Linked DNA regions of Mus musculus: regions 1, 2, 3, 5, 6 and 7 are each linked to region 4. The links are chromatin loops, found by intact Hi-C in ENCODE. Cell type or tissue: heart. All regions are shown on one strand.

Region 1 (4,000 bases), 880 kb after region 4:
CCTGAAAATTCTGTGACATCATTTTTCTTCACCACTGCATACTATTTCATCATGTATATGTGCCAGATCCCCATTATCCACTCATCGGTTGATGGACGCATAGGCTGGTCACGTTTCCCTGTTATTGTGAACATAGCAATGGTATGCACATAGGCATGCACACGAGTGTGCAAATGTCTCTGTGGTAGGATATGGAGTGCTTTGGAGTCTAGGAATGCTAGAGCCAGGACACATGATTGTTTTATTTTTAATGTCTGGGGTTTTTTTTTGTTTTTTGAGAAAACTCCAAACTGGTTTGCACAATGGTTGTGCTGACTTGCACTCCTGCCAAGAGTAATGAAGGACCCTTCCCTTCCTCTCCAACCTTTGGGGTCAGATTTCTTAATGGTATCCCTTCTGACTGATGTGAGCAGGTGTCTCAAAGAAGGGCTTTTTTCTTTCAAGATTTTTTTTTGTTTGTTTGTTTGTTTGTATGAGTATTTTGCCTGCATGGATGTATATGTACCACATGGGTGCAGTGCCCGTGGAGGCCAGAAGAGGGCGTTGGATCCCCTGAAACTGGAGCTGTACTCCATTGTGAACTGCCGTCTGGGTGCTGGGAACTGAGCCCAGGTCCTCTACCAGAACAGCAAGTACTCCTAAAGTAGTTTTAACTTGCCTTTCCCTGGTAACGAGGGATGTTGAACACTTTTTAAAACACTAATTGGCTATTTGGCACAGTGTCTTGTAGGAGGCTAGACAACCCTGAGCTTATGCTGAGCGCTCTCTGAGTGCTCTTCTCGTACCTGAGCTGAGCACTGTGGGGTCGTGGTGCTCACTACCCTGCCCTAACGGCAGCTATGCCCACAGAGAAGAATTCCCAGGGCGCAGCAGCCACCCAGGGAATGCACTGAGCTACCCCAGAAACCCCAGCAGTCCAACAGCATGTGTGCTTTGGCCTGACTTAGGAGCACACCTGCACTGGTGTTCTTCATTCAGGAGAGCTAGCTCTTACCTGCCCACAGGCACTGAGCCATCCCACTGGAGACGCGACCCCAAGCCAGTGAAGCCTGCTCTCTGTGTTATGCCCTCTCTTCCAAAACCCACACCCGCACACCCACAGCTAAAAGACCAGATAATGATTCTCATGGCAACTCCCGTCATGTGCTCTTCTCCAGTCTTCCTATCCCATGCCTGTTCGCACCATGGAGCAGTCTGACAAGGGCTGGGCTGCCCCTACAGAAGTCACCCTGCCTGCCGGCCATTCTGAGCTCCAGAAGCCTCACATATCTCCACGCTGTTCGACACACCCATTCCATGCGTGAAGGTACAGGAGGTCACCTGACCTACTAAGGATATTCACCGAGGCAGGCTTGAAACTAAGACCCAAGTCTCTTCCCAAACCCAACCCAGAGTCTCTGCCAGGTACCAATCACCTACCCAATTTCTTCCACAAGCTCATCTGAAGTAAAGGGCTGGAGATGAACCTTCCAGAAGGGAAAAAGGAACATGCGAAGATAGAGAAGAACCAGCCACTCTCTGGATCTGCAGGTCACAGAATCCACAGGAAAACACTCCACTGTCTCTCTTGTTCAGCCTGGAGGCCCCAGGATTGCAAAAAAAAAAAAAATCAGTTTAGCCACTGACGTGCAAGCCTGACCCCTAGTGACCATAACCTCAAATTGCATGCCCCACCAAGTGGGCCTGTGAGGTCCAGAGGATTGGCACTCATTTGGCCAGCAGAGACCTCAGGATGGTGCCCCGCCTCCTCACATTCCAGGTCAAGTGACCTTACAAACCTAGACAGCCGGGTCTCACTAGTCAACCCCCCCAGATGCTGCCACTGAACCCAGATTCCTTACTTAGGACACTGTCTCTCCCCACCTGCCCTAAAACCCTTAGAGTCTGGGTCATGAGAGGGCAGGGAAGGCACCAGAATGTGGTCTCCAGGACAGCCCATGTACAACAAGTGAATTATTTCATAGTTTTTTTTTTTTTAATGGAGGAGGAGTGAGGAAAGGAGGGAGAATACCAATATGAGAGAATTTGCTAAAGTGTGAGGCTCTAGGGTCAATCTCCAGTACTGAAAAATGTATTTAAAATAAATACATCTATGCAAAATTCAATATCTTATTTAAATAAACAAACATATTTAAAATTAAATCCCTTTAGAAGAGCTCTCCACCGTTGCTCCCAACAGCATGTAAAGAGCAGACTCCTGAGCTCAGGGATGCATGGGTGTGAAGGGGTAGACTGGGCATGAGATTTTAGTAAGGACCGGGGCAAGGTATGCACTTGCATTTGAACTTCAGAAAAACCATGAACATGACACTTGGAACACACACATTCTAAGGAAGGCTTTATCTTCTATCTAAAATTTAGGCCCAAAAGTTCACCCCTATTTTATCTGGCAACCCTAAACTAGGTAGCACTGGGAGAGGAGAGAATGGTATATAGGGGTTCCTAGAGTGACCTGAAGTCCAGTCGGTGACATAGAAGACAAAGAGGAGGGGAATGAAGAGGGAGGCCCAGACTTCGGGAAGATGGGAGCCACTGCAGGCTTGCACGGGAGATAGCCTGCTGGTGTGTCTTTTCTTGTGGATGATTCTGATGAGAGCAGAGAGAACTGAGATTGGGGCACCCCAGATGCCTAAGGAGGGCAGGCAGGATGTGAGTGTGAGGGAGAGCCGCTTGCCCAGAGAGCATCTTGATGGGTGTGGTAATGTGTTCTGGATACAGTCTGCAGTAGAGTTGGTTGAGGTTCTGTCTTCAAATGCTGCTCTCTTGAAGCTCATGTCTTCTCGCCTCAGTCCGACCTCTCTCCTTGTGTGCTCTCACACCATTGTCTTCTGACTACAACTAGAAGGAGCAGAAGGAAACAGCTGGATTCATCTTCACTCACTCAGGGTCCCTAGGACACCCAGCCACCATCCCTCCATCACCACCAGCAGCCAGAGAGAAGCCCTTCCCTTCCAGCCAATCAGATGCCAACCAGGAAGGGTCCACCTTCCAGCCTTCTGTAGGCAAAGGTCCCAGTGGAGGCTGAAATCCACTGTGGACAGCTGGGGACCCAGGGCCCTCCCTCCAGCTGCACCCCAAGACATCCCTGTCTCTTGGAAGACAGACAGCTCGGTTTCTACTCTCACTCAGTGGTTGACAAACCGGTCAGGATCAGAAGCGGAAGGAGAAGAGGAGCCTGGAGCAGCACCAGGAATGTGTCCCAGTCTCCACTTGGTGAGTTGGCTCCTCTGAGTGTTCATCTCCAAAGGATCTGTCCATGATGCTTTGCTCTCATACAGGAAGACGTTCAGAGAGTAGCTTCTCGGCTCATCACTTGACGTCTGTCTGCAGCTCTTCTGCCTGTCCTGCTTTCCTCCTAGAGCCGTAAGCTCCAAGGGGCCGGTGGGCACTCTGTCCCTGGCACGTCAGAGACACCTGCTGATGCTCTTGTGAGACAGTTTCCAGCCAAGAGGGACTCTGGATCCCCCTCTGATCTCTCTTGCTTACCTGCATAGAAGCAAGCCCCATTCACAAGGGCCTGTAGGGGTCTGCCTTACACACACACACACACACACACACACACAAGCTCAAGGCTGGAATAGTCTATTTCAGCCCTGCTATCAGATGCTCAGAGGTCTGGAAGGTGAAGAGGCAGGAGTGCAGGGCCATAAACCTCAGTTCTGCTTCTAATTCTGCCATCTTATGGCTTTTGTGTGTGTGTGTGTGTGTGTGTGTGTGTGTGTGTGTGTGTGCCTGCATCTGTATGTCTATGTGTATGTCAGCGTTTGTGTGTGTGTCTGTGTGTCTGTGTCTGATTGTGTGAGCCTGTGTATGGCATCTGTGTCCTTGTATGAGTATCTATGTCTGGGAAAGCGTGCTGGACAAGCCATTTCATTTCCCAGCCCTCAATAAACGGAATAAAGGGGCCAGCAAGATGGTTCAGCAGGTAAAGTCTCCTTGCCACCGAGTCTGAAGAACCAGATTCCACCTCCAGGACCCACACTGTGAAGAGAATTAACTC
Region 2 (4,000 bases), 960 kb after region 4:
GGCAGTGGATGTCAAAGCAGAGTGACACATGCCTGGGGCCCCTGGAGGCTGTCGTCTGTGAAGAAGATAAGGAAATTAGGTGCAGAACCTGGAAAGGCAGAGCTGAGAGGGACCCAATCAAAGACACCAAAAGTCGGTAGCAGGCAGTGACAGATGAACTGGGCCAAGTACCTCACCCTTACCCGCATGTGCTCTGCGACTGACAGAGCAAGCACAGCACGCACCCCACAGGGAAGAACCTCACCTTGAAGCTGAAAATAGGTGGTTGGGGGACAACTACAAGAAAGGCCAAATTTTTTTCAACATTAATTTTTAATGACCTAACTCATAAAAGATTCAAACATTAAAGCTAAGATGAAAATCACTGGGCTCCAACCTCAGTTCCCGGCCTTTCTCCCTCTCCTCCTAGAGGAGAGTAGCCTTCAGGTTCCCTGGTGAGGTTCCAGCTGATTCTGCTTATTTGCCCACATAGAGCTGCGGGCCTGAAGGAGGGATGTATTGTTTCCTAGGGAGTTTTGTTTTCTTGCTATTTGCCGAGGTGCATGAATGGGCCTTACACCTGCAATTTTGCTGTTTTCCATTCCATTATCCAATGGTTCCTTTGGCCATCCCCCTATCACGAACACTCAGGAAAAAAGAGTATGAAGATCAATATCAAAAACATAAGTATTTGGGACTGGAGAGATGGCTCAATGGTTAGGAGGACTTGTTGCACTTGCAGAGGACCCAGATTGGTTCCCAGTACTCACCTTGGGCGGGTCACAACCATTTGTAACTCCAGTTCCAGGAGATCCAATGCCCTCTTCTGGCTTCTGCAAGCACGAGGCACATACACAGTGCACAAACATTCATGCTGGGACTCTAGAATCTAGATGACCCTACAGGCAAGTCTCTAGTCTCAACGGGGAGGATCACATTTTGGAGATCAATGAAACTGGCAGGTTAATGCCAGCACTCATAAAACCCCTGTTGGAACCCCAAAATTATATAAACCAGGCAGGGTGGCACATGCCTGTCATCCCAGCACTTGGGAGGGGAAGGCAGGAGGATCAGAAGTTCAAGTTTATCTTCAGCTACATAGTAAGTTCAAGGCTAACCTGAGATGAGATGAGATATTGGGGGGGGGGGGGCAAAGGGGGGGGGAGAGAGGTCGTGTGTGTCAATTAATGAGCCCCAGCACACATGACAGCAGATAGCTTGCAGGTGGGTGAGAGGAGACCCCATTCCTTACATTCTTCCCCAGATCATGTCTGCCAGGGCTTCTCTGCACACCCCAGCCACAAGCACACACCCCATTCTTGCCTCTTTGCAAGCCTCACTTCCATGTTACACCTTTCATTCATACCTGAATGTGGACGGCTCAGCCCAGGCTACCTTCCATAAAGCAAGCACTAGGTTGGAAGGCAAGTACCAGTGCAAAACCAAGAAGGATGCTGGGGCCAGCAAATGGGTTCTGGGCTGGCAGATGGGTGGTCAGCACATCGTCCCCCCATTATTTTTTTTAACAGTTCTCTGGATCCTGAATTGGTTGCCTGCACTAGATATCCAGTTTCTTCCTCAAAATGTGCGTCCTGTCTGAATCTTGTGTGTAGCCCCCTAAATCTAGAGAAGACACCAGAAACACTTTATGTGGCCCTCAGCATATTGTGAATCATTGCTACCTCTCCAGGGTAAACAGAGACTTTAGCATAGCGGGTGATCAAGAGTCTCTTTTAGTCCTTGGGTAGAAGGTCGAGACCAAGCCCTGGTTCCATCCCTTCACCTCTCTAATGGGGGAACAGGCCCAACAGAGGAGGAATGTGCCTAGCTCCCAAACTGCATGGAAATGCAAGCCTGACTCTTGCCGCAAAGCAAAACAGATTAACTCCTCCTGGATTCCTGCGTGATCCTTTCCAGCAAAATACAGCTGTAAAGCCGCAGGCAAATCTTTTCCTAAGTGGAATCACTCATGGGCTTTGGCCTTTGATGGGAATTATTTGCGCAGACTCTGTCTGGGAGGACCCCGAGGCCCCACATCATAGACCCCCATGATGCTGGAGAAATGCATCCTGCCCCCACTAAATGCAGCACAAGGTTCCCTGGTGGACGCAGGTCACTCCATGGGGGCTGTTGCCTGTTTCTGCCCGGCTTCCAGTTGCTCTCACATTTCTGGGAATGCCTTTGAAGTCTGGAGTCCGTTTCTCCCTTTCCCGGGCTTGGTTGGATTGCAGTGCCTCACTCCCTACTGGTGGGATCAGCCTGGTTGGAGTCCCACCCAGGCCAGCTGCTGCAGCGGTGCCTCTTGCTCTTGTCCACAGCGCCCCCTGCGGGCAGATCTCGGACCCTTTCCCTGTACAGCCCTAGTCCCTCCGAAGGAGAGACCAGTTCTCCTGCCACAGCTGCAGATCTCAAGAACTCAGGAAACAAAGAGGTCAGGAACCAAAATAAACTGGGCATCTTGGAGCCCAAGTCATCTGGGACACTGATGGCCTCTGTGAGCACAGATGGAGGGCCTCTCAAAGACTCCCCAGACTGCTGCCAGGACTACACATCCATAGCAACCTTTCCCTCCAGGCTGCTATCCCTTCCCAGGTCTCTATCCCTAGGTCCTCTGCCCAGCATCTCCCTCTGTACCTGACCTATATATTCACAAGAGTTCATGCTAAACGTCAAAGACAACCTCCACCCGCCCCACCTCCCGAAGTCTGCGTGCTACCTTCCCAGGCACCTATTTTGTAAGGTGACAGGTGGCAAATAGCACAGCTAAAAAAGCCAGAGCTGCCCTTTAGCAAGTGCTGGGCTCGATTCCAGTCAGCTCAGACAAACGGAAGAATGTGTGACTTTGGACATCCTACTTGCCCCTCTCAAGGCTGTTTCCTCCCTTTGAAAAAGGAAAGGATCTATGTGGACCTGACACCTCTCTGCTGTCTTCCCAAACCCCACACAGCACAGCAAATGCATTGCCTATCTCAGCAAGATGGCGTGTGTGCACACACTCACACAGACACACACAGACATAAACACACACATACAGACAAAAACATACACTCACACATACTCATACACACATACACACACACACACACACACACACACACACACACGTAAACACACACACACATACCCTTCCCACTCAGCCTTCTATTTGGAGTTATTCAGAAACAACACCAGGTGACCTTAGAGATGGGAAAGCTGTAAGGATCTCTGGAACAGCTTTGTCCTCTCTTGTCCTCCAAATCTCTCTGCCCCTGCCTGAGGAAAGCTGCCCACACTCCTACCAGGGGGGTTGTCTGAAGACAGCTCCCTTGAGTCATTCCCATGTCCTCAGAACCTTTGGTATGAAGGCCAAGATCTGAGCCTAGTAGAGATGGTTCTGGAAGTACGCTGCCTTCAACTTTACACCTTGCACATTCTACCTCAGAACTGATGCCCCCTTCATGGAAAGACCTTATGTTCTCCATACTCCATTTCACATGCAGAGTCTCCTTGTCTAAGGACACCTCCCCCTTATCCAGTGAACATGCTACCACTGACTAACATCTGCCCCCACGACCTTTCCCACCCCAGTAAGCTGTATTCCCTGTCCCTCAAAGCCCCCATACTCACTTCTGCTCCTTGCCTGAACTGCATTATATTAAGATGTAATGTGATGTTTTGTTGTTACAATTAGTTGTCTGTATTCCCCCTCTAAGTTGTCAACTCCTTCAGGGCTGTCTCATTCATCTCCAAATAACCCAGATGGCTCCTGGGATCTCCCAGCCCACTTAACTCTGTTTAAGATGAGCTTTGTGGCAGGCACAGCTAATTGACTCTCCAATCGCTATTTTTCAAGTTTTCCTTAATGATTCACTCCTGATTTTATATGGAGGCAATACGCCCAACTAAAGCAGTCATTTTACCAGACTCTCTTGCAGCTAAGTATGGCCACATGACCTATACCTGACAAAGTCACTGTCATTCCAAGGAAAGTTTATGACAAAAGGCAGATTCATTCACCTGTTTATTTTTTCCCCATTCTCAT
Region 3 (4,000 bases), 520 kb after region 4:
ATAGCAAAGTGGAGAGCCGGGCTGATGAGAATTAAATATGGGGGAGGGGCAGGTCATACCCAGTCATTACAGAATTACCAGTATGAGAAAGGAGACAATGCCACTTTGGGGAATAGAGTTCAAATCAGAGCAGGATGGTGGGGAAGCAGACAGGGGGGGCCACACATTCGCAAGGAGCCTCCCCCTCCCCCACCCCCTGCCAGATGGACTGGAGCCAGCCCTGGAGAGCCATATGGGGACAGAGGGAGCCACCGAGTCGTGACTGTGAGGGTGGAGAGGCCTTCGGATAATGCTGTGCTGTACAATATCACCACCTTCTCAGTTCTCAAGTGCGGCCCCTGCCCTCCCCCAATCCACTCTTCCTGACTGTGGCTTCCTAAATGTACTTCACTGCCGTCCCAGGAGCTGTTGTCACCTGGGAGGAGCTCTGGCTGCTGGCGTCTGCCTTTAACAACTCCCCTCCCACCCTCCCTGCAAGGCCCCACTCAAGTAACAGTCCTCCTCCAGGGACATCCTCTCTGACCCGTCTCTGCTTTCCCAGGAAGAGTGAAGCAAGTGTCGCTGCGGCCACATTAGCGCTTACCTCACCGCATCGCAATTACTTATTTAGAGGCCTGATGCCCCAGTGGAGGGAATGGTGTCTTATTCGGCTGGGTAACCAAGCCCGGGCCCACACCCAGCACATCCCAGACCCCTAATAACCGTTTTGGGAATGGATCCAACTCTCTCATTTTGCTGATGAGGAGACTGTATGCTCAGCCACAGAGAGAGGCTGCAGACCAGCAGGCAGCCCACAATGACAACCCCCCACTTCCTTCCCAGGGCTCTGTGCAGTGTAGGGCCACCCACCCGCCCACAACCCAAAGAAGGAAACCCTCACGTGTTTACTGAGCACCTATTACACACTGTGTGCTTGGCAAAGGGGCATCCTCCACTGCTCTGAGATGAAGTGGTTCATCTCAGATCCACGAGGCCAGATCACGGGCGAGCCCTGCGGAGAGCTGTTTATCTCCTCCTGGCTCCTGGTGTTCCTGGATTTTATACAGTGATGCAGAAAAACATTTTCCTATATGGAAAATGTTTTATATTTCTTGGCCAACTCTCTCCCCCTTCAACAATCCCCTTCAACAATGTGGCATTGAGGACCAAAAAGTAAAGGAGTCCCTAAGTAAATGAGATTCTTCCTGGGTGGAGGGAGAATTCTAAAGAGCAGGGAGAAAAGGAGCCCCGGTAACCACACAACCCTGCTCAGAAGAGCGCATGGAATAGTAGAATTGGGAGTAGGGCTTCCCAGCAGGCTTCTCTATCTTCATCTAGTCCTAAGGTCATCTCAATGGTCAGGTGTACAAGAAGGAAAAGACTCGGGAGGAGTACAGAAAGCTTTGCTCTGTACACTTCTATCGTCTACCACAGACAAGGGATCCACTGAAGCCTGAGATGAGAGGGTTAGGTCACCCTCTAGCTGGATGGGACAAAGTTAAAAAGAGCTTCAGGCTCAGTAATTCCCAAGGTACAGCAAAGATGGTGCCCTGCTGGGGAGATCACACAACCCCCACAATTCCAAGGTAGAGCAACAAGGCAGCTAAAGTCAAAGAACCCACGGTGTGGGGGAATGAAGGAGCTCCCGGCAAAGAAGTCAATCTCACCGCTCAACCCAGATGCCACACAAACAGGCACTGCCCCTAGTACCAGGGCCTGCATCCCCATCCTACTGCCACCAAAGCCTGTCAACTCTTTGGCATGGTCTTTCCAGAAAACTGTTGCCTATGGTCGGCCTTCAGTCCTCAGCCCTGTGCCGATGGCCACCTTGTGGTCAGGGTAAAACGGTGAGGGATTTATTTATTTATTTATTTATTTATTACCACCTTCGCCTCATCTGTGAACCTGCCCTCTGTCTTATTACCAAACACACAATCATTAGTTGTGCAAATAGCTGGCAAATGGGGACAGGTCTGTGGACACAGAGCATTCAGCTGACACGGTTATACAACCCCAAATGGGGTACTTTGGACTTTGGTGGAGCCAAGTTTGCAGCCTGAGCCTGGCTGGATAATAAATAGCATGGGACAAGCAGAGGTAATTAAAGACACAGCATGCTACGAAGTTACGGAAAGGGGCTGGCTCCAGAGGAGTCCTGGGGTAGGGAGGGCAAGTCTGCAGTACAGCATTCGATCCCACCACCTGTGACTGTGGCAGTCTGGGGATGCCAGCTCCAGTCTCTCTGAGCCTACTTCCTCATCCATGACTTCAAAGGTTTGGATGAGAAGCCAAAGCGCTCGCTCTTCCAGCTCTGGGGCTCTGGGACTTGCTTGGGTTACTGAAAATAGTGACTGTCTAGTATTGGCATGATGCTGCCCCCAAATCAAAATGCCTCAAGTCAGCTTGCCAAACATCAGTGCTCACCAACAGAGGGTGAAAGGCCAGCCTCCCGGCTGGCTTCCTCCAGCACCACGCCTCAAAGCCACTGCATGACAGTTGCTCTGGAGTCTGTTTCTAAGCTGGCTTTGTCATCTGCTGCTGACACTGGAAAGGCACTACGGGAACAAGACGGGAACTGATGGGCCGGTCGGTCAGCCATCATCGCCTCCTGGCCCTCGCTGAATCATCCTTGACACTCTGCCTGGAAGCAGGAGCCTGGGGGAGGTGGTGACCTCTTCAAGTCACAGGCCAGGCCTGTGATTCTGTAATCTTTGCTTTACCATAATTAGGGAGGGAGGCAGAAGAGTAGGAGGACCCATTTATTACTTCTCTGAGATTTGACAGCTTGGAAGAGAGATTGGGGGGGGGGGGGGCACAGCCAGGGACAGAGCCAGCCACAGTGAGTTTAACCTCTCAGTAAAATAAAAACGGGCTGGACGTACCTCATCAGCTGCCCTCTGTCAATACCAGGGACCATCTGGCAGAACGAAAGGTTCTCAGCTAATTGGTATTTCCCATGGAGCCAGTGAAGAAGAGCTTTTGAAAAAAATATGTGGTGGTGGTGAAGTGCGTGTGTGTGTGTGTGTGTGTGTGTGTGTGTGTGTGTGTGTGTGTAGGTTGAGGATGACTAGACAGACTTTTCCCAAGGTGCTAGCTCTGTAGACTATCTATTATATAAAAGTACATCCAGTCCCCACCCCCACCCCTACTCGCTTAAAGATGAAGAATCCAGCCTGTTTGTTCCAGGCAGATGTAATCACACAGTCAAGTCTAGAGGGCAGGACACTGCATGAATAATTCAAGCACTCCAGTCACTTGATTGTGTGTGCAGATAAAACACCAGTCAACCGCTAAACAGGTCAGCTGATAAACTTGTTTGCTCAGGCCTAACCACCATCCGCCAAATGCACCCGAGACCCACACTACAATTAGTGGCAGGGTTTTCTTCTACAAAACCTTGCAAGCCTAGGGAGTGGCTAGCACGCCATTAGGTCAGGGGTGTACTGCCCTGTTTCCCAGTCAGGGTTTCTCCACCTCTCTGCCTCTTTGTTCCTCCACAGCCACAGGGTGAGTTCACCCAACCCAGAGACTGCTCAGCCTGCATTCAAGCCGGGAAGGGGCTGGAAGGCACCTGGAGCATGGCAGCTCAGCTGCAGAACCCAGAGGCTCTGAAATAAGCCCCTAGGTCTTGCCATGAGGGCTTCCTGGATACCTTGGTCTCCCCACCTATAAAAAAGAGGGTAAGGGTCCCTCTCTCCCACCCCTGGCTGAGAGGATGAACGACAATGTGGCCAGATCTCGGGCATTTTCTCATCTGAGAATCCTATGTGAGGAATGGCCAGATATCCCAGATGAACACAGCCGCTCTCTGCACAGAAGTCCCACCACCAAGAGAGCATTGAGATGCTTAGCTCTTCTGAGTTCACAGCATCCCCGGGGCTCAGAATAGCTTTGCTCTGTCAGCCAAGGTGACTTCTTTGTGCCAAACAACCATGTATTCAGACGCGGGCAACACCACCCATGCAGCCCTCGACATGCAAGGACATATTACACCTTAATTAGAAGCTCTTATAACAACAAC
Region 4 (4,000 bases):
GCTTGTGTGGAGTCAGAGACTGCTGAATTGAGCTGAGGATGCAGCTCAGGGACAGAGAGTTACTTTCTCCCCACTGAGAACGTGGCTTCCTATCAGCCAGGTACTAGACAGCAGCAATGGTGAACCTGAACGTATATATTTTTGGTGGGGATGGAGGGAGTTGAGACAAAGTCCTGCTATGTAACTTACTACATAGACCAGGTTGCCCTCAAACTCATGGTGATCCTCCTGCCTCTGACTCCCCAGTGCTTGGATTACAGGAAGGTGTGTCATCATACCTGGCTTCAGAATGGAGCATGTAGGATGGTATTTAGCAGAAACGGAGGGGGGAGTGGTAGTAGAACTGGGCTCTATGGATCATTCAGGCAGAGGGGATGAGATTCCTGAGGTCTGTTGCATGGCGTGGTGGTTAGAGTTAGCACTAACGTGTTGTAAACTTACAAAGTGTGAGCTTAAAACATTCTCACCGTGGAAAATAAGAATTGTGGGCGATGGATACGTTATTTATCTCCACTTGTTCTACAGTTATCACATGCCACGTGGTACACTGAAAATATACACCATCATCATCTGTCGGTTGATGATAGAAATAAATAAACTCAAGGGCTACCTGTGCCTTTCTCACAGGCGGCCTCCCAGGTACTCTGTAGGGCTGAGTCCGTGGCGTTCTCTTTTTGGGCAGCAGGGGGCAGCAGCGACTTGGGACTCGTCGGATCAGATCGGGTTTCCTCATTATCCAAGCGTCTTTGGCTCTTTCTGAAGTCTGGGAAAGAGGTGGAGTTCAGTTTTTTGTTTTTTGTTTTGTTTTGTTTTTTTAATTGAGTTTTACGAAGTCTCCAGGGAGCGCGCCCAGGAGGATCATCCGTATAGAGCTGAAAGGAGAGTGAGGACCCAGGAAGGGGAGCCGCATGAGGCTTCGGTGTGTGCGGCACAGGGTTCTGACTCTGGGCTGCCTGCGTTTGAGTTGTCACTCGAAACTGAGGTCTTGAGAAAGCCACCCACTCAGATGTCTTGTTTTCTCAGGTGCAAGGGCACTAGAGTGGCAGTGGCAGCTACAGTCAGGGTGATGACTTGACGTTGTGCCTGGCCTGGGTGGATACACCACCCATGTGTTCATTATGTCGAAGACCCAGCCAGCCATTTTTCCCTCCTAGGATCCTGTGACATTGGGAGATGTCAGCCTTTCTGGGTGCACATTTCTCAGGAGGACAGCTGGTTCCACAAATCTCCAGAAATGCTGTATTGAGATTTGGCTCAGCCTGTGCCTTCTCTAGGATGCCTGCAGGGATGGACCCCATCACCCTGTTTATCATAGTAAATTCTTCAGTGCTGTGAATTCTTCTTGTTGCCTACCCTTCCTGGCACGGACTCCACACATTCGACAGTATATGAGACATCATCATGGTTTCTGCTGCACAGTGGAATACCCCGTGGCAAGGTGACTGTGAGTCTAGCAACTAGAGTCAGGCCGCCTGGGTTGAAATCTTGTCATTGGCTTTTGCCAGCTACATGATTTGAGGCAAAATGCTCTATGCCCGTGAGCCTTAGTTTCTCTGTTGTGCCTTGTATCCTAGGGTGATAATTGAAGGAAAGCAGGTGATGGCTAGATGCCTATGGTGTCTGTTTAGCCAGAAGAGGAAGTGGGTCAGGAAAGAGAGGGTCTGTCTTTGGTACTTGCCAGACTCTGGGTGCTAGACATACAGTCTTGTCACCACCACCCCCCATCCCTGCATGTGGGGTCTGATTTGCAGATGAGGAACTTAAGACTCAGTTTACCCACGCCTGAAGAGTAGGAAGAGCTGGAGTTAGGGTGCCCTGCCAGTCTCTGACAGAATCCAGAGTTGCTCTTTTCCTTATTGGTGGCTGGAGGGGTGGGAGAATACGAGGGTGTTTTGTCCTTTTTGTCAAAGACTGGAAGACCAGAGATGTCCACGTTTCCCTGATTTTTTCCCCCAAGCTCCAGGAGGGACTTCAAGAGGGTAAAGGAGTTTAGTGAGAAAGTGGAGATCAGGATCGTCTTTTGAACAGTGGGAACTGATCCAGCAGGAGGGAATGAGAGTGGGCAGCAGGGGGCGCCGTGGCACCAGCAGAGAGCCGCTGCTTTCCAGAGAAGGGATGGGCTTTTCTGAAAGAGGCTCAGCCTGGACGAGGCCAGTGAGGGAATTCTGCCTGAGAGCTGAGGACCGGAGGTTCATAAGGTAGGTACTTTGGAATCTCTTCTTTCCTCTTTCTTGATTTGTGACTCTGGGTAAGTCTTTTAACCTCTTGCAGCTTTGTCGACCTGCCTCCCCCCCCCCCCACCGTGTGTGTGTGTGTGTGTGTGTGTGTGTGTGTGTGTGTATGTGTGTGTGTGTGTTCATGCATGCATATGTGTGAATATGTCTGCAGAGGCCAAAGGTCAGCCTTGAGTGTTGTTCCTCAGAAATATATATATATATATATATATATATATGTATATGTATATATATACATATATATAAAATTGTGTGTGTGTGTGTGTGTTTTGTCTGCATGAATGTCTATGCACCATATGTGTGCCTGGTGCCCACAGAGGCCAAAAGAGGGCATCAGATCCCCTGAAAATGGAGTTACAGATGCTTGTGAATCGCCATGTGGTTGTTGGGAATCAAATCCAGGACTCGCTGGCAGAGCAGCCAGTGCTCTTGACCACAGAGCCATCTCTCCAGCCTCCAATCTCTCACTTGTCTGGGATGGGGATGAACGTTGAAAGTGATAAAGCTAGGTACATATTGTGTGATTCTACTTTCCTAGATGACACAAATCCCTTGACCTGGAAGTGTGTGAATTCATTAGTCTCTGGGAAATAGGGGGTGAGAGTCTGAATGTGTGTGACTAGGATGCTCTGTGGAAGCAGAGGTTAGCATCTGGGGTCCTCCTCTGCTGTTCTGCACCTGGGTTTTTGGGATAGAGTGTCTCATGGAACCCAGAGCTCACCAATTCAGCTAGGCTTGCTGGCCAGCAAGCACGCGTGATGTCTCTGTCCCCCTAGTGCTGGGGTGACAGCTGCTCGCAGCCCTGCTTGGTTTTTGAGTTGGTTCTGGGGACCTGGACTCAGGTCTAATACTTACTGAAACCTCATCTCCACAGCCCCTTAGTTTCATATTTGAAAACTTTTGTTTTTAATATTTTGATTTGTTTTGTTTCAGCAAGGAAAAATTTATCTGAGACAGACTTTCATATATTCCAGACTGGCCTCAGACTCACTATGTAGCTGAAGATAACCTTGAAGTTCTGATCCTCCTGCCTCTACTTCTAGAGTTTTGGAGTCATGGGTATTAGTCACCATACCCCACTTTTCTATTATTTTTCAAGGGGGAAAATTATATTGTAACTTGTCAGGGCAAGTCTCTTAACCAATATTCTAAAATCTAGGAAAAACAGACCAGCGTGTTTATATGCGCTACACACAATCATGTCCGGCTGTAAAAAGCTTATGGCTTTGCTTCCTGGTCACGGCAAGACTAATAGGGACATTAACAAGCGGTCACTGGTCACTCTGCACAGAACTCTGCCATTCAGCGTTAGCAATGGCCAAGGGCACCTTTCCCTTCATCTCACCTTCAAGTAATTTAGAATACAACTTAATTCAGTCTACTAATTGTTTTAGGGAAGTCCCTCCATCCCTCTCATACATACTGTTTTGTTTATACCTCCTGGGTATACCTGAGGTTGTGCTCCGTGCACAGGAGGAGGCATGCGCCACTGATGCCTTCCAAGCCTGCAAGACCTTACTCGGTGCACTGGGAAGAGACCAAGAGGTCCAGGGCCTTTTCCTGATTCTTGTGGTGACTGTGGCAAGATTCAGTTGGGAGGTCAGGCTCCCTGGGTTTAAGGTGACTCTGGGCTTTGCCTCAGGACCTCAGGTCTGTCCTGGAGCTGTGCTAATTAATGCAGGGCACTGGACTGGTTTACTGGACAAGTCATTTTGCATATGGACACTGCTGGCTGCACTCAAGGAGTTGTCTGTGATCCTGTCCCT
Region 5 (4,000 bases), 68 kb after region 4:
TTGTGAGCGTTGTGGGGGAGGTTAAAGGTTAGGCTTAGCATCTCCATTCAAGATCACAGTCTGTGATACCCACTGGACCTAGCCAGACATGAACATAATGTGGTGATGAGTGTGATTTTTTTTCTTTCATGGATAAGTGTGTGTAATATGTACGCCAGACTTGTATATATGGGTTTCCCATGTGTGTAGGCACGTGTGTATACGTGTACATGTACAAGCACATATGTGTGGCTGCTGGAGATTGAAGTGTCTTCCTTGATTGTTTTCTACTTTATTCATTGAGGCAAGGCCTGCCAATCGAACCCAGAGCTCTTTGATTGGGTTTGTCGAGCTACCCGACTTGCTCTGAGATTGCCCTGCCATACAAATTCTGGAGTTACAGGGTGGAGCTGCCATACCTTCCTGGCTTTTACATGGGCATCTGAATGATTCATGCACTGAGCCATCTCTCCAGTCCTGATGGCTTATATTGATTGTCACCTTGCAGAATCTACAGTCGCCTAGGGGACAAGCTTCTAGGCATACCTGAGAGGATCCAGACTAGATTCTCTGAGATGAAAAGAATCTCCCTAACTTGGGTGCACATTTTAGGGACTGGAGGCCTAGGCTGAAGAGAAGGAGGAAGTGAGATAAACAACAGCAGCACATCACATCTCCTTCCTGACTACCCTGGGTGCAACGTGGCCAGCTGCCTCAAGCTCCCACTCCCATGCCTTCTCTGCTGCAACGGGCTGCACACTGAAACTGTGAGCCGGAACAAACCCTTTCCCCTTAAGTTGCTTTTGCCAAGCATCGTGACACAGAAGCAAGATAAGTCATCAATCAATTCATCTGTTAAGGCTGGCCCTTTGGACCAGGAAGCCCCAGGTTAACAAAGACTGTGAAAGAATAGAGACGTGCCTTGTACACACAAGGTTTCCCATGATCTGGCGCAGAGTTGATACTTTGGCACATGCTTGGTGGACACACAAAGCCCACGAGGAGTGCGATGGCTGATGGCATGTGTTGATTTGCATATGCTACGGTGACTGGTGGTTTAGTCAGACACCAGCCAAGGTATCACAAAATATTTTATGTCCGAGACTAACATTTAAATCAATCAAGCCCACTGCCTGTTTCTGTCTAGGTGATTAGAAATCCAGTGGATTCCAGGCCGATGTTGTGAAGTTGAACTAGAGACTGTGATCTAGAGCCGAGGAGCCCCTCTCTTTGGCTTCTCTGGGGGCATATTGGTTGATGAAGAGTTGTCTTGAGCTGCACTTTATTCCAGGGACATCCTACCCATGGCCCAGGCATTGCTAGACCAGGCCTATGGTTATTTTGAGTGGCAGCAGGCAGAATGACATCATCTACAGAGTTCGTGATTGAGAATCATGCACTCAAGTTACAAAAATTGCAACAGAAACCACTTCATAGTATTTTAAGTAAGTTTAAAGTTTTGTCTTGGGCCAAATTCCCATATATTCTGGCCTGTACTTGCTGTCAGGTGGGTTAGACACTCCCGGCTATGTCATCTCGTCCCAAAAGCTTTAGGCACTGGTCAGCTCTGCAGACAGTGGACAGGGGACAGTTCACAACAGTTTCCCCTTCTCCCTTTCGACCTCCTTCTTTCTCTTTATATGTATATTCATGAGCGCGCGCGCACGCACACACACACACACACACACACACACAGACAGAGAGAGAGAGAGAGAGAGAGAGAGAGAGAGAGAGAGAGGAGAGAGAGGCATGTGTCTTTGTATGTGGCTCTCCATACCTAGCCATACATCTCTAGCTATTTTACTTCTGTGTTCTTTGACTCTTGGGGATCCTAAGTAGGGCAGAATTAGGGAGGCTATTGTCCTTGTGAGTAGTGATGACCTTGAACTACAAGTTGGGGACACTGGAAGCAGCCTCTGCAGAGAGACAGTCCATGATGGAGAGGAGCCTGTCTTACTAGCAGCTCTTTTCTGATCAGGGTCTCCCTAGGCATCCCAGATTGGCTGGAACTTGGGATCCTCCTGCCTCAGCCTCTCTGGGTGTGGGATTACAGATGTGCACTACCATGCTGGCTCACTAGCAAGCCATTCCTCTAGGTGGTCTGTCAACAAGACACACCCTGCTGATCTACCCCTGGCAGCGGTATCATGCTTTTTTGGATCCCCTTGGAAAATGGATGGAGGGGCTGTTATAAACTGGGACAACCCAATGGGGGCAGGTGCCATTCCCCAGTCTCCCCTGCCAGCCTTGGTGCCATCCTCCAGCTATGGTGCAGGAGTGTCAAACAGTAGAGGGCACCAGAGGCCTGTCTCTGCTGTGACAGCCTGTTTTGGTGGCATCAGGCATGTGTGGGCGAAGGTGGTGCGGCTGCTGTAGGAGGTGGTACTCTGTCGTAAACAGGGAGAGCTCCGGATTGCTGCTGTGCCTTTTTAACTGTAGTTTCATATGGCTGTATGAGGCCAACTACATCCAGTGGGCTACAGAGAGCACCTGGGACCAGGACCTGGGGGTGTGACGCGCCTTGGCTTCTCAGGAGTGGGTCTTACATGATTAGGTGCTTTTTCTCTCGGTCAGCTCTGCATTTCACTGCTGTGCGTCAAACCTGGGAGGGCAAGCTAGGAGCCAGGACAAAGCACAGTGGGGCGCAGTGTACCAACAGCCAGGCTGCATGGCCCAAAGTGATGAGGCTGTCCCCAGACTTCTTCTCTCCAGTACCTTGAGTTTCACCATCACACTTCTGCCCACTGGCTGCCCTACTCCCACCTCTCTACTCTGCACAATGTTCTGGTTTCAGGAAGAAGGGAAGGATGGAGGTTGGGGAGGGCGGCGACTGACAGTAACAGTTTTCACGGACAGATGCGCCTGGGGGTGGGGTGATGCAGGGGTGGTGCCATGTGGGATGGAGAGCTTCATCCTTGCTCTGCTTTGAACTGGTGTTCCGTTCCAGCAGCTGCATGTATGCTCTGCTGAGCCTTTCCTTTCCAGAGCTTCGGTTTCCGTCTCTGTAAAAAGGGGCTCAGGTGATCTGGGGTTCTCATCTGGTCCTTGTACCTTGAGGTCCATGTGTTGAGGATCAGGCTCAGGGAGGCACTTTGGTCTTGGGGAAGGGATGGGAAGGAAACAGACTCTGAGAGTTGTTAGCTGGCTGTGCTGTTCTGCCAGGAGTTGTTCCAGCCTCTGCTCCTGTTTGATCTCCTTTGGTGTTGGCACGTGGTCATGATTGACACATCTCCAGATCACACAAGACCAAGGTCAGGTGAAATCTGTCACCTCTAGCCCTGCTTGGCTCTCTAGGAAGAGAGGTTGTTAGTGACACCAAATTTCCCACACTCCCTATCTGTCTTCTGTAGGTCACTGTCCTTTACTTCCCGGCTGTGACCCCTCCCACATGGGCAGATGATCTGTCCTCCAGAATGTCAGGCATGATCTGTGGGCAGTCACCTAGGGATGGATTGGGGCGGGACATGGAACTGTTCCTTGGCACTCAGCTGTGGGGTACTTCTTTTTGGAATGACTTTGTTGTCCCTCCTCTAGGATGGCCAACTCCTGAGGCTCCAACCTCTTCATAAGGCTACTCCTGGGTGGGACTGGCTAGAGATGCAAGTCTTCCTCAGTCCTTCAGTCTATTTACCTTGGCTCAAGCTCTGGATGCTTGGGGATGTAGTAGGGAGAGAGACCACTTTTTGGATGTCTCCAGCACTCCCAGGATTCCATCCTAGAGTCTTAGAGTTCAGCAGTGTCCACAGAGCTAATCCCTCACCACTGGGCTTCGTGAGCACCCTGGATGGCTCTCAGATGCCTGTTACCTCCTTAGAGCTCCTGAGGTAGGGTGCTAGTGTTTTCCTCCTCTTCATCACTGGAGGCATCTTCAGTCCTTGTGGAGTGTCTTGTTATACCACTAGGCCCACCCTGCATCTGGTTATTTACATAGGCCCAGCAGGATGCAAAGCCACCGGGGATGAGACATATGGAGATGAACTGAAAATGGTCCCCGTGGGGCTGGGAATTAGTGGGCATAAAA
Region 6 (4,000 bases), 530 kb after region 4:
GGCCTCCAAGTGGCAGGGAAGAGGAAGCTGAAGAAGGGAGCCCTCCAGGGGGCTGTCCTGAAGCTGGGCCTAGCTCGGGTCTGCGACTGTCCCAAAGCCTGGGTGCCCTGCCCTGCCCTGCCCTCCCTCCCTCCGCCCTGCTGCGGGCTGCCTCTCACCATCACATAATGGCGCTGCATCTCCGTCTTCTCGTTAGCCAGCTTGTCATACTCCACTTTGAGGCTGTGAGGGCAGGAAGAGACTCTCAGGCCTGGCGCTTACACCGCCTCCTTCGAGACCTGGACCCTAGGGCCTAGGAGGACCACTTCACTTGCCCGGCACCCTGAGTAACCCATTCTCTAGCATCCTCCGGGCAGTGAGGGTGGCTGCCCACCACCCGGAGCCTAGCAGTACCAACTCCAAACTTCCCTTGATCTAGCGAGGGGACTCGTCTCGGCCACGCGGGGGCGGGCCCGGACGAAGGCGCAAGACCCCGACCCTCGACAGGGCGGGCTTTAGGAGCTGGGAGATCGCAGAACGCAAAGGGTTAAGGCTGCGCGCTCGGTGAGGGGAAACAAAAGGCGGAGGCCCAGCCGCCCCGCAGCCGGGGGTCGACGTCCCCCTCGGCCCCGCGGGGGGGGGGTAGCAGGAGCGCGCAAGGCCGCCCTCCTCGCCAGCCCGGGGCCACCCCCCACCCGCCTTACCTGTGATACTGAGCTTGCAGGAACTGGAATTCGTCTTTGATCCTGTCACAGGACTCGGCCACAGTGAATTTAAATCCCGGCTGCCCGGGTTGATGGGGTGCCTGGAGCCCACAAGGACAACATAGGGGAGAGGAGTGGGCACATCAGAAGGGCTCCACGCGGCCCCGTGCCTCCTCTGGGTCCCTGGCCCCCTCCCCGCCGGGAGCCTCCGGCAAGGCCACCACCCCACAGCCCAGAACCTTCCCAGCAAGTTTTTCAACGCTCTCCCGACGGGGCCCGGAAGCGGGCATCCCGACCACCCCCAAAGCCAAAAGGGCTCTGGCGGCCAAGTGCCGAGAGCGCGAGTTGGAAGACTTAGGAGAGGGGCCGGGGCGGAAGCCAGCGTCCCCCTCCAACGCAGGCCGCCCGGGCCACTCGAGCGCAATTACCCTTGGCTCTCTACGGCGCCCCCACCCACCCAGCCCCTTTGTGTGAGCGCACACACGCGCGCGCACCATAAAGGTAGCAACAAGCAAAATGGAGGTGCTAGATAAACTGCCTCGTTTACCCTGCCATGATAGATGCTTAAATAAGCCTAGTTGCAATTACTCACCGGATGTCTGCCTTGCGGATACATGGCAGGGAGGGGTCGCGATTCCGAGAGCTTGGAAGCGCTGAGAGCCCGAGCCGGGGACGTGCGGGGGAGGGGGGAGGCGAGCCCGAGCGGGGGGCGGCCGGGGAACCGAGAGCTCGCCCCCGGCCCCCCCAGCCCGCTCTCGCAGCGAAATCCCAGAGTCGGGCGTGCGCCCCAAGTGCAGACAAAGAGCGGCGGAGCGAGCGGCAAAGTCGTCGGCGGGCTCGCGCTTTGTGCGCCTAGGGCTCGGCCGGCTGCGGCCGGCCGCCTTCCCCCGGCTGCGTGAACAGTGTCAGAAGCCGGGTCTGCGTGGACATCATCGGCTCCCTGGCGGCTCCAGTGCGGAATCCCGAGGCCGGGGGTTTGCGGGAAGGGGGATTCTCCTGTCCCCTCACGGGTCAATCAGGACGATGAGGCTGGAGGGGGGCGCGTCTGGGCAGCCCGGAGCATCCGGGGCGCGCGGGTCAGATCCCAGAGGCGGTCGGGCCCGGAGCTCGCGGCGAGAAGAGAAAGGAAGCAGGCCACCGAGGTGACGGCTTGAGGACCGTGGGTGAGGGCTAGAGCCCAGCGAGGACGCTTCGACGCCCCCCCACCCCCCTCGGAGAGGAGAGCCTGCTGTTCCGTCTGCTCCTGCCGCCGCCGCCAGCCCTTCCCAGGGTCGAGGAGGAACTCCGGGCTCAGTCGGTGCAAATAATGAGCCGTGGCATCCTAACTCCAGCCGGCATAGGAAGCCTCGGCGAAGGGGTCCTCTGCTTTCAAGTGGATCGGCCGCGTCTCTGGCGAGGAGCGGTCTGCGTCCTGCCGCCTAGGAGCGCGCAGGCTGGAGAGCACCGGAGGGGGAGACGTAGCCCGAGCCCGGGAGCTCTGCGGCTTCTTTCCTTCCTCCCAGCCTGGCTCTCCTCTCCGCGCCCCGACAAACCCCCAAAACACACAAGCACACGCACTCAACACACACACGTACACGCACTCAAAAAAAAAAAAAAGTGCCTCGGACCTGCGGATACCACACACAGACAGGCGAAGGGGGCCGAGCACGAGGTCTGAACTGCCGCGAGAGCAGTTCCAAATAGGGACTGAAAAGTAACAAAATAATGTGGCGGCTTCGCCTAGCGTTGGCCAATGGGAGTGCGAGGCTCCCACGTGGGGCCACGGGACTCGGACTGCGACTGGGCGCCGCCAGGCGCGACGTCACAATGCCCTCTTGTGTCTAAAACTATGCATGAAAAGTAGCAATCAGGCCCTACCCGCTGGTGACTTTCGCTTGGGAGTGAAAAACAGCGCTCCTCACATCAGGAATTAACCGAAAGACATATAATAAATAGATATATATTATAGTCCTGGGCTGCTAGGTTTTTTTTCTTCTTTTTTTCCCACGATCTACTAGCAAATAATTATTTGGCGGGAGGGGAGAAGGAGAAAACGAGTAACAACAAAAGGGGGGGAAAAAAGGACAAGCTGTACAATCCTTAAAACCTGTGGCTGGTAGTAATGGATCAGTTGATTCTGCAGAGGCGGCGAACGATTGCCCCCCTCTAATCTCATTAGGGTTGCAAAGCAGCCCAATTAGATACTATAAAACAAACAGAATCACTTTGTCAGTTTAATGTTTTCACTTCAAAAGATTTAGGACCGATAAAATGCTGGCACCCAAAGTTACCTCCGACCTCTAAGACTGTTCTCCAAACTGAGTTTCTCTTTCTTTTATCCGTTTCTGCCCCCTCTCCCACCCTTGGGCGCCCCGCTTTTCTCCTTTGTTCATTCGCCCTTCTTTTCAGAAAGCCAAATAAACAGCGCCTCTGATGCAAGGCGGCTGCCGGCGAGGGGGAAGTCTGAGAACTCTGGCTTGGCGGGCCGCGCAGATGGAAGGGCCTGGCAGTCTGCGGACAACAGGCTCAGTAGTGCGGCTAGCCCCATTTGGGGCTCTTGCCCTTTGGGGACAGCTACGTCCTGGCCGCAGCCTTGCCAAGGCGGGTTCCTCAGCAGTGCTCCGGGCCCGAGATGGTGAAGAAGGGAAAGCACGGAGTTGGGGCCCTCCTGGCTACGACCCAGAGTTCCGACCCCGTTTCTTGGCCTGATGGCCTGCCTGGGCACATGCATCGGCAGCCACCCGTGGAAGAGCGACTGCGAGCCTGGAGCGTCCCTGGTCACCAGCATAGACACCCAAGGAGGCGTAGATATTCGACTCTGGGGCCCATCTGCTCGCAGACAAGGGTCACGTCAGGGCACACTGCCCACCCTAGGTCCGCCGGCCTCGGAGAACCAACGCCGAGTGGGCCGCCCAGGTGTCCTCGGGTCCCTCCCGGCTTTCCCACCAAGCTTGCACGCAAGCACACGCTCCTGGCCCGTTGCGGGCGCGCGCGAGCCGGCCGCGCGCCCCCGGAATCTATATTTTCCCCTCATTAGGAGCCTGAGTTTCGCGTTTGCATCTTAATGAGTAGCTGGGAGCGCGCGGGGACCTCCACGTGAGCGGCCGCCCCGAGATGGAGCCTCTCAGCGCCCGCTCCGGCCTCGACCACGCTCCCCTCTTCATTTATTTATTCTCCTAAATAAAAACATAAATCGTGTACGATGCGCACCGAAAAGGGGGAGGGGGCAGGGAGAAGCCTAGCTCGACAGATGCGAGCATCTGGCCAAAGCATCCATTAGTCTCAAAATGGCTCCTCTTTGGAGCTTCCCTCTCCCCTCCCCCTTCTCTGCCCTCCCC
Region 7 (4,000 bases), 1.0 Mb after region 4:
GTGTGGTGTCTACAAAGTCACAGGGAAAACCATCGGATACTGCTCATGCCGCTGTTCTGGGTCATGAGAGTCAGGATCCTCTCAATTTCTTGTAGAATGGTGGGCTTCTTAAGTCCAGGAGGAGGAGCCGTCCCTACCAGGACAGTGCACGGCCGGGGCTTGTTAAGTCCACTCCTCTAGGGACTATCTCTACCAGGCAAGCCAAACAGACCAGCCAGTCTCTGTCAGGCCCCCCACAGGATCCTGCAATGAGAGGACTCTATGTTTCCTTGTGCAAACTGTGTTAGTTCATTTTGTGCTGCTGCAACAGAATGGCTAAGTCTGGGTTACTTATAAGTTAATGAAAATTTCTAAGCTTGTGATCTGAGGGCTGAAGTCTTCAAACAGCATGCTGTTGGCACCCTGCTGAGGGCTTTCTGGCTGTGTCCCAGCAAGGTAGAGAAACAGAAAGAGAACTGGCCATACGTAGAAGAGGTCACATGCAAAGGCAGGAAGATTAGGGACCAGCGTGCCTCTTTTTCTATAACTGTTTTCTGGTAGAACAAAGAAGGGTACCAAGAGAACTATGTTAATCTCTTCAAAGGTGATGGCCTTCGGGCAACAACATAATTATCTAATTATCACTCACTAAGGTTCATCACTTGAAGGCGCACCACCTCCGCAAACTGCCTCACCTGAGACCCACCTTCCAGCACTTAAAGCACAGCCCTGGTCTGTAGTTTGTGGTCCTCCAGGATTAACCGTGGTTTAACCTTTCCTGTGTCCTGGGCAGAAGCTTATCCCACTCTGATACCTGACAGGTAGTAGAATGAAGAGAATCCAATAGGGCGCTCATCTTTCTGTCCATCAAGGCCAGCAGGGTACCAGCTCATGGTCAGTGTCGGAGAAACAACTCAGGGGCCACTAATGTGATTGTCCAGATCACTGGGCTAACAGACACCTGCCTTTAGGAAAGCCCACCCTCATTTCTGAGTATTAAGCAAAGTCCGCAGCCTTCCGTTCATTGTAGCCTAATCCTCAAAAGTTGAACGCCCTGAAAGTGTCTAATTATACATTTTGCACAAATTCCAGAGGCCAGATTTAGAAAAAATAAGCATTGTTAACTTGATCATTTTCTTTTCCTTGCCATATAGAATGTAAAATCTGAATATTCATTCATTCATTCATTCATTCATTCACACATACACATAAACACACACATACCCCATAGATTTTCTTGCAACATAATTGGGATCAACAGTATCATCTTCAGTTTGAAATTAACAATAACTCTCCTTCATTAAGAGATTATCATTATCAGTTGGTAAAAATGCTTGCTGCACAGGCACAAAGCCTCAAGCCCTCGGAAGCCGGGCTCAGTGGTGCATGCCTGTAGTTCCGGTCCTGGGAGGTGGTTACAGGCTCACTGCAGCTCCCTGGCCACCCAGCTGAGTACAAGTTCAGGAAGAGATCCTGTCTCAAAAACAAAGGTGGAAAGCAATAGAGGAAGACACCCCTCATTGACCTCTGGGTTCCACTGGCCTATGCACACACGAGACTGTGACACACGGAGTCTTTGATGGTACCCGTTATGGTCAGGGCATAACATTACATCACCCCTGGGTTCCGTGACCCATTACCCATTACCCTCTCGGGACATGCTAATTCTGGGGCTGCACTGCCATGTGGGGCTCAAGAATCTTTCCCCAGACTCTCCGTGCAGTTTCCCCCTTCCCCACCTTCTCACCACACCTGCACACTCCTTTCTGGTAGCCTTGGTGTGTCTGTGCCCTCCCTTCTCTTCCTGCTGCTCACATCAAGGGTTCCCTGTTATCCCTATGGACTGGTTCCTGTGACTCTTAAGTCTTCACAGTCCTGCTGAGGCCACCATGGCTCTCTCCTGCCACCTCCTGCCCACTTGCAATATCTGTGACACTCACATAACCCTTCCAAAGTAGGAGGACTTGGGAGCAGACAGACTTAAATCTGCATGAAGAAATTTAAGGGGGTTAGGAGTCAAATACCCACACCGTTTCTTCTCAAAAATCGACACTGAATGCTGACAGACCTGCCCTAATCATGCCAAAATAAAACCAGAGGCCTTTGTCTGGAATATACTTAGTACGATTTCATATGAGGCTGTCTGACTAAACAGGAGGAGAGGGAGAAAGGACAGGAAGGGAGGGAGGAGGGAAGGAAAGGAGGAGGAAAGAAGGGGAAAGAGAAGGAGGGAGAGAGAAAGGAATGGAGAAAGGGGAGAGAGACTGGGAAATGGAAGGAGGAAAGCAGGAGGGAGGAAGGGAATGAGGGAGGGAGGAGGGGCATGAGGGAGGGAGGAAGGGAATGAGGGAGGGAGGAGGGTGAGCAACTGATCTAGGCACCTCAGCAAGACAGAGCTCAGATCAAAATGAGGAAAAGGCTTTATAAAAGAAATTGTCCTGCAAGGAAGCATGCTGTCGGGAGGTCACTGCTCTGCTGAGGCTCAAGAACAGGTGACATCCCTGTGACCCATGGAGCTGTAGTCCCCTCTTCTTAAGAGGCACCTGGAGAAAGGAAGCCTCGGTGAGCCCTCTTTTCTGGGGTCACTTGGGGCGCAGAGGCAGAGATGCGTGGTTACTTCCTAAGGTGAGTCCTCAAATAGCATCTAAGGCCGGTTTCACTAGCTCTTCATTCATGACACAGAGAGGCTCTGGGACAGTCACAGTGTGCCCCACACTCTCTAAGCCAGAGGCCTGAGCTCCCATGGTTCTTTTCCAACACCCCTGTCTGCAGTCATACACACCATGGCCACTGCAATAGACACTTGGGCAGCACTCGTTCATCTCTCCCTCTAGCCTCGTGCAAAGAATAATCAGCAGAGGTGACACACGGGTGCCTGAAAGGACAGTTCCATTTGTACTGGGGAGAGAGACGCATGAAGAAGGCAAATTCCTGAAGGGCCCAGGCAGAGGACTTGTGGAAAGACATAAAGACACCAGAAGGGACGAGACTAGGACAGGAGTTTGAGGGAGCAGCATTTAATATGTCAGTAGCCTTGTGTAGTCAGACAAGGGCTGAGCAAGGTAGGACACAAAGCCAAAGAGGCAGATGGCGTTAAAAATTCCTATTCTGCAAATTAAAGAACTTGGGCATCATTGCAAAGGCCATGCAGGACAACAGTGAGAACATGGAGAAGAGAATGTGGTGGCAGATCCCCAGTGACAGGACAATTTGGTGAGAAGCATGGTGGCACAGAGACAGACACCGGTGGAGGCATCCCACCCAGGATTTTCATCATAGTGTGTGGGTCAGGAGGAGGACAGGGGTCTACCCAGAAGTGCTGCTGCATGGATACCAGTAGGTCTACGAGCAGGATGGATTCTGGTCAGCCCCATGGTTTCCGATTTGGACACCTCACATAGATGAGAGAGCCATTGCTCTAGAATAGTCCACTAGTCTTTACTAGTCCACTTGCACAAAACGATACAAAACAAGCCAGGCACACCACCGACGTGGCAATTCTATTCAGAAAGGGACCTTAAGAGGCCAGATGTAGCAGATCTAGCTGAAGGCAAAGCGAGTCTTAACTGGTGCGGATGACAAGCGTCTTAAGTGTAGCCTTGAGTCCATGTGTAAGCATCATTGCTGAACCGGCTTCTCATTAGACTCATGAATATTAACTAATCACCCTTATCGTTCCTGTCATTATAGCCCCATCTTAGTGTCATTGACTTTACAATCAAGTCGCTAGACCAGAATGCAGAAGTCTGAGGAAGAATTTGACAGAACAAGAGAAATGCCGCTCAGTCACAGAGAACCTGTGCATACACTCGGGGCCTGGCCACAGCTTTTAGGAGACATTGGGTTGTCTCCCTTGAGGATAGGGCTAAGTCTCTTCCTGTATGAGGCTGGCGAGGGTGGGGTTTTGCTTTGGTATACTTTGAATTGTAAATGTGGACAGAAGGGACATAGTTGGTTCAGAGAAACCCTACAACAAGCACCGGGCCACATTGCAAACTTACATATGTCACAGTGGGTGATG

What was found. A loop is a pair of places that touch in the nucleus more often than their neighbours do. Peaks named below come from ENCODE experiments on the same cell type or tissue, not always from the same donor. Only the 100,000 strongest peaks of a DNase experiment are listed, where the experiment ranks them.
Region 1: it touches region 4 in a loop (6-fold over the local background); 15 of 42 quality-filtered maps call a loop at or near these places.
Region 2: it touches region 4 in a loop (11-fold over the local background); 4 of 42 quality-filtered maps call a loop at or near these places.
Region 3: a loop joins it to region 4, with 2.3 times the contacts of the local background. A loop is called at or near these places in 7 of 42 quality-filtered maps.
Region 5: a loop joins it to region 4, with 2.6 times the contacts of the local background. A loop is called at or near these places in 6 of 42 quality-filtered maps.
Region 6: it touches region 4 in a loop (4-fold over the local background); 7 of 42 quality-filtered maps call a loop at or near these places.
Region 7: a loop joins it to region 4, with 13 times the contacts of the local background. A loop is called at or near these places in 16 of 42 quality-filtered maps.

What each region holds. Positions count from the first base shown.
Region 1 is chr9:61,017,778-61,021,777 of GRCm38, reverse strand. The region is part of intron 1 of Gm51680 (a long non-coding RNA gene); the gene reads left to right. Gm5122 (predicted gene 5122) reads right to left here. Exons shown (of 3, transcript NR_040767.1): 2 at 3,188-3,396; 3 at 1,981-2,838. Among named protein-coding and RNA genes, the nearest start is that of Gm5122, 2.7 kb to the right of the region's middle. In heart, CTCF peaks have their summits at 536 (motif pointing right) and 1,656; a DNase peak (open chromatin) is centred at 1,680; H3K27me3 peaks cover 1,986 bases.
Region 2 is chr9:60,938,601-60,942,600 of GRCm38, reverse strand. No RefSeq gene overlaps it. Among named protein-coding and RNA genes, the nearest start is that of Gm33643, 72 kb to the right of the region's middle. In heart, a CTCF peak has its summit at 2,308 (motif pointing left); a DNase peak (open chromatin) is centred at 2,270; H3K27ac peaks cover 607 bases; H3K27me3 peaks cover 1,411 bases.
Region 3 is chr9:61,377,198-61,381,197 of GRCm38, reverse strand. All of the region lies in intron 4 of Tle3 (transducin-like enhancer of split 3), which reads right to left. Among named protein-coding and RNA genes, the nearest start is that of Tle3, 6.8 kb to the right of the region's middle. In heart, a CTCF peak has its summit at 1,811 (motif pointing left); DNase peaks (open chromatin) are centred at 567, 2,397 and 3,377; H3K4me3 peaks cover 1,438 bases; H3K27ac peaks cover 593 bases; H3K27me3 peaks cover 2,142 bases.
Region 4 is chr9:61,896,687-61,900,686 of GRCm38, reverse strand. Gm34974 (a long non-coding RNA gene) reads left to right here and starts at 1,915. Exons shown (of 6, transcript XR_001779199.2): 1 at 1,915-2,198. In heart, CTCF peaks have their summits at 676 (motif pointing right) and 2,062 (motif pointing right); DNase peaks (open chromatin) are centred at 686 and 2,056; H3K27me3 peaks cover 2,879 bases.
Region 5 is chr9:61,828,747-61,832,746 of GRCm38, reverse strand. No RefSeq gene overlaps it. Among named protein-coding and RNA genes, the nearest start is that of Gm34828, 8.3 kb to the right of the region's middle. In heart, a CTCF peak has its summit at 2,271 (motif pointing right); a DNase peak (open chromatin) is centred at 2,286; H3K27me3 peaks cover 1,715 bases.
Region 6 is chr9:61,370,737-61,374,736 of GRCm38, reverse strand. Tle3 (transducin-like enhancer of split 3) reads right to left here and starts at 2,371. Exons shown (of 20, transcript NM_009389.2): 1 at 1,276-2,371; 2 at 684-784; 3 at 159-222. The coding sequence starts at 1,299. In heart, CTCF peaks have their summits at 433, 1,299 and 2,493 (motif pointing left); DNase peaks (open chromatin) are centred at 1,026, 1,216, 2,426, 3,256 and 2 weaker places; H3K4me3 peaks cover 4,000 bases; H3K27ac peaks cover 4,000 bases.
Region 7 is chr9:60,893,547-60,897,546 of GRCm38, reverse strand. No RefSeq gene overlaps it. Among named protein-coding and RNA genes, the nearest start is that of Gm33643, 27 kb to the right of the region's middle. In heart, a CTCF peak has its summit at 1,885 (motif pointing left); a DNase peak (open chromatin) is centred at 1,846; H3K27me3 peaks cover 2,721 bases.